Regions from separate parts of the Homo sapiens genome. Here region 2 is linked to region 1. Evidence: chromatin loops called from intact Hi-C (ENCODE). Cell type or tissue: CD14-positive monocyte. All regions are shown on one strand.

Region 1 (2,500 bases):
AATGCAGGAGTGGCTCCACTGTGCTCCTTTGTGGGTAATTATTACAGGGAACACTATTTCACTACAATTTCTCTCTGTGTAATTGAACCACACCCTGACTTATGTTTTCTGAAAATTGTTAAAGTCAAATCTTTTGGGGAAAATCTGTTGTTCCATTCAAAGAGTTAAAAAAAAATTCCAGCCTTCAATAATTTAATTGTTCTTTGCTTCCAAATTAAAGACATCTCATAAAATTCTAATTGCCAAGTTGTGACTGAAATTATTATATAGGCTTTTAAATTTTCCTCATTCTATTCTTATTTTCACACATACAATCTTTTGGGGGAAATTCAAACTGCTAGATGTGTCTCCGTTTCAAGGCAATGGTAGAATTAGTTGATCTCCTTGGTTTTGCTGAATGGACACGTGCTCTTACTCACAAATATATCCATGCAGTTCTTTTATGATTATCTAGGCAGACTGTGGATAAATTACAAAGACATTTCCAATTGTATTTGTGTCAAAAAGCACATTTTGGTCAGAAATGAATCCAGAGCTATAACTCCTTAAATAGGTAAATTTTTTTTACTTCTATTGAATATAAAAAGTAAATTCTGTAAATTATGGTGGCTTGCCAACATGGAAATTCTGGATCATTCACAAGGAAGCCAAAAAGAGCTCTACATTCTAGCTCTGGCTACAAAAATATTGTGCTATCTATCATCTTGAAGGGCTTCTGGAACAAGTTAGAATAGAGTCAACACTCATGAACTGCTGTAGCAAAAAAAACTATAGATGTAGGATTGACAAGGGCAATAGAGCGATGACTCCCTGGCTGTGTTGTATTTGATGGACGGCAGTAGCTTTTCACAAAATGCTCATTTGGATGTTTCAAATTAAAACGTTTCACTTTCTAGAACCAATTACGTGGTCAGTTTAGCTCCTGAGGTCCCAGTCAGAGGGGTATTCTGTAGCTTGCAAAGCCTCTCTTTGGGGACTGGACATGGAGTCTGTGGTCTTAGAATTCAGAACCGGGAGAATGTGTTAGCCACTCATCTAAGCTATTCCTTAAACGCTTTCAGAGCCATCTCCACTGTGGGGAAAGAAGTTCTTTGTGTTCTCTGACTTAGTCTCATTCTAAAAAAAAAAAAAAAAAAAAAAAAAAAGCAATTGCAATACCCAGAGCGCACAGTAGATGGCACTGAGACTTGTCGGAAAGCTGGACGCACTCAAGAGGTGGCAGAAAAATCTATAGGTAAGCTTTTCTTCTAGTCTGGTGTTGCTGCTCCTGACCTTATTAATGGGCTGAGAAATAGATTTCTTTCCTTTCCTTTTCTTTTTTATATGAAATTAAATGAAGTATAAAAGAATATGAGAATGTGTTGCTATTAGCAAGGATAAGTAATGCTTTAGGAAACGTTTGGTTCATGTGTGTGTTTTCAGACTGATGTGTGTCCTGGATCCAGTGTAAAATGTACTTCTGTCTGTAGGTCTCTGCCACAGAAAAGTTGGAAAGCCATTGTTGTATTCCATTTCCAGGGCAACAAAAGATACCACTGTCACTTCATGTGAAATGGTGTTGTTACTAAGAGGAGAGACAGCAGGGCCTTAAGAGCAGCCCCAGCTCTGCTGTGCCTTAAGTTCACAGTCCGTTGATCCCAGAAACCCCAGGTTGGTGAGATTTATTTGTGGATGGGCTGCTTAGGACCATCATTTCAGCTTGGAAAAGGACGTCCCAGGGCTCCTCTTTGTGATCTGAGAAGCAATAGCAACATTTAGTTAGGTCTTTTACTAGTTTAATACAATTATTTGTCTAAAAAAGGATAGGAATAATACTTTGATATGTAGTATGCTCAGAAATCAGGGATCAGTCATTTTAATGGGTTACATATTTAAAGAGCCAGATAGAGACTTTTAATGCCAAACGTATGCATTGAACAATTATGCTTTGGAAAAGAGGAGGCAGTAAACATAATGGTTTATATTGTCTCTTTATTGGCTTTGAAATGAATCAATGATGGCGGGGAATTTAGCGTATTAGACTATTGCTATTAGTGATATGGGGCTCTAGTACACATAGCTTTCATGGGTGAAGATGGTATTGGTCATCTCAGTCACCATCTGATGGGAAACATTCACTTATTCTTACAGGCTACGTGATATTGCATGTAGGTAATTAGGTGGCTGGGCTTTAGAAAGACACAGCCTCTGCTTACAATTTATGGTAGTTCCCCATTATCCATGAGGGGTACATTCCAAGCCCCCAGTGATGCCTGAAACCTCAGATGGTACTGAACCCTCTATATAATCTGTTTTTTCCTATACATACAAACCTACCATAAGGCTTAATGGTAAGAGATTAACAATAAAGAATAATAAAACAACACTTATAACAATGTATAACAATATATTGTAATATAAGTTTTTGGATGCAGTCTCTCTCTCAAAATGCTATCATATTTTCCAACTGTGGTTGACTACAGGTAACTGGAACCACAAAAATGAAACAGTGGATAAGAGG
Region 2 (2,500 bases), 160 kb after region 1:
GCTTCCTGGCCTCTTTACTCCCTCTCCTCCCCGAGCCTGGCCTCTAAATGCTGGAGTACCCAGGCTGGTCCTGGGCCTTCCCTAAGGCTTCGCAGTTTACACTCTTACTGCTCACCTGGTTTCTGGTAATCGGGGCCTTCAGTTTTCATATCTGTATGAGGACAGGCTAGGAGGTAGTGGCCCAAATAAGATAGAATGGTGAACCTTTTTGTGGGCAAACCTGAGAATGTTCAAAGAATGGCATCCTCTGTGAAAAGCAGGGCTAGAAGAATACACAAAGGAAGATGACAAAGCTTTCTTGGCCTGAGAGTCTAGAAGACTTCAAAATAAATGTATTTTAAATGATTAAGAGTATAATGAAAGGAAATAAAACTGAAACAAATTACTAAATCTCTACCTCCAATAAAAAGAGTAGATTTGAAAAATACTCAACTAGGACTTCTAGAAATTAAAAACATAATTATTAAGATGAAAAACTCTTTAATGAATTTAAACAATGGATTAGTACAGTTGAAGAGCCAATTTTGAACTGGAAGATAAATAAAAGGAAATTACTTCAAAATTAGCACTGAGAGATAAAAAGAAGAAAAATTAGGAAAGAGGGGTTAAGAAACATGGAGGGTAGAATAAGAAGGTCCCACATATGTTGAGAAGGAGAAAACAGAAAAGAAGAATATTTAAAGAGCAAGTAAACGAGAATTTTCTAAAAGCGAGGAAAGATGTAAATTCTCAGATTCCAAGGTCACAAGTCTGAAGTAGGATAAAAATAAATAAATCCACACTGGACACATCACAGTGAAACTGCAGAACACCAAAGAGACACACATGATCATAAAAGCAGCCATAGGGCCTTGCACAGTGGCACACCCCTGTAATCCCAGCACGTTGGGAGGCTGAGGTGGGTAGGTCATGAGGTCAAGAGTTTGAGACCAGCCTGGCCAACATGATGAAACCCCATCTCTATTAAAAATACAAAAATTAGCCGGACGTGGTGGTGTGCACCTGTAATCCCAGCTACTCGGGAGGCTGAGGCGGGAGAATCACTTGAAACCAGAAAGTGGAGGTAGCAGTGAGCAGAGATCGCACCACTGCACTCCAGCCTGGGCAACAAGAGCTAAACTCCATCTCAAAAAAAAAAAAAAAAAAAAAAAAAGCAGCCACAGAAAAAATGTGCACAATCTACAAAGAAATTACAGTTATACTGACTTCTTAAAAAGCAACAAGAGAAGCCAGAAGGCTATAGAAAAATAGCTTCAATGAACTGAGAGAAAATAATTGTCAACCTGGTATTGCACATTCAGTTTAAATATCATCCAAGAGTAAGGACTTCTATATCCGGGTTCCTACTTCACAGCACCCTATTATTTGAAAGAATAATAGGGATCTCAGACTTGACATGGTCAAAATAAGAAGTCTTATTTTTTTCCTCCAAATATGATCCTTAATTTACTTCTACCTCAGTCTTCCTCATCTCAGTAAATACTTTCACCATCCACTAGGTTGCTCAAGCCAAAAATGAGTCATCTTTGGTTCTTCTCATTTTTTCATTATTTCTCCACATCTAGCTCATCAGCAAGTCCTATGATTTTATCTACAAAATGCCTTGTGAACCTGTCTGTTTCTCTCCATCCCCATTGCTACCATCCAAGTCCAAGCCCTCCGTAGTTTCTCTACCTGACCTTTCCTGCAGATATCATCTCTCTTATACCTCTATAAACTATTCCCTACACAGAAGATAGAGGATCTTTTAAATTATAAAATATTCTATATTATTAACATTACATACATTATATTTTATAGTTTGCAAAGCATAATAATAAAATAACACTTGTGAACTCACCCCACAACTGAAGAGTTAGCAGAATGTTCCTGAAAAAATTAAATCTGAGTGTGTTACTCCCCTGCTTACAACCTCTAATGGCTTACGTTACCCTTGAAACACAATCCTAACTCCTCACTTTACCAGACTCCTTCTCTCCCTGCCTCTCTATGTTCTCATCATATCAACTCTTCTATTTCTAGAATATGCCCAGGGCCTTTGCACTTGCTGACACCTTTGCCCTAGACCTTCAGCGGGATGGCTGTTTGTGTCATTCAGGTCTCACGTCAAATATCACCTTCCCAGTGAGGCCTGCCCTGACCATCTTTCCACATGATTCATGTTTCATTTTCTTCACAGTAGGTATTACCATCCAAAGGTATCAAACTCATTTTGTGGTTTGTTTCCTGTCTCCCTCTTATAAGCTCCATGAGAACAGACACCTTGTCTGTCTTGTTTTTCCCAGGTTTACCCTTAATGCCTAAAACAAAGTCGGTTCTCAATAAACAGTTGTTGAGTAAATAGGCAAGCCAGCACAGCTGAACTAAGTTGTAAATAGTGAATTGTGGTCAACACTCCCTTGTTATTAGACTCTTCTTTGAGCTCTTTGTTGTAGAGCTCATGTTATTCTTCTATGAAAATTTCATCACAGTGGTTGCTCCCAGAATCTTTAGAAACCTT

What was found. Hi-C counts contacts between places; a loop is a spot of excess contacts. Peaks named below come from ENCODE experiments on the same cell type or tissue, not always from the same donor. Only the 100,000 strongest peaks of a DNase experiment are listed, where the experiment ranks them.
Region 2: a loop joins it to region 1, with 2.1 times the contacts of the local background. A loop is called at or near these places in 4 of 110 quality-filtered maps.

Annotation. Positions count from the first base shown.
Region 1 is chr13:20,196,347-20,198,846 of GRCh38, forward strand. No RefSeq gene overlaps it. Among named protein-coding and RNA genes, the nearest start is that of GJB2, 4.7 kb to the left of the region's middle. In CD14-positive monocyte, CTCF peaks have their summits at 1,195 (motif pointing right) and 1,398; a DNase peak (open chromatin) is centred at 1,185; H3K27me3 peaks cover 542 bases.
Region 2 is chr13:20,352,671-20,355,170 of GRCh38, forward strand. No RefSeq gene overlaps it. Among named protein-coding and RNA genes, the nearest start is that of MIR4499, 80 kb to the right of the region's middle. In CD14-positive monocyte, a CTCF peak has its summit at 1,505; a DNase peak (open chromatin) is centred at 1,521; H3K27ac peaks cover 557 bases.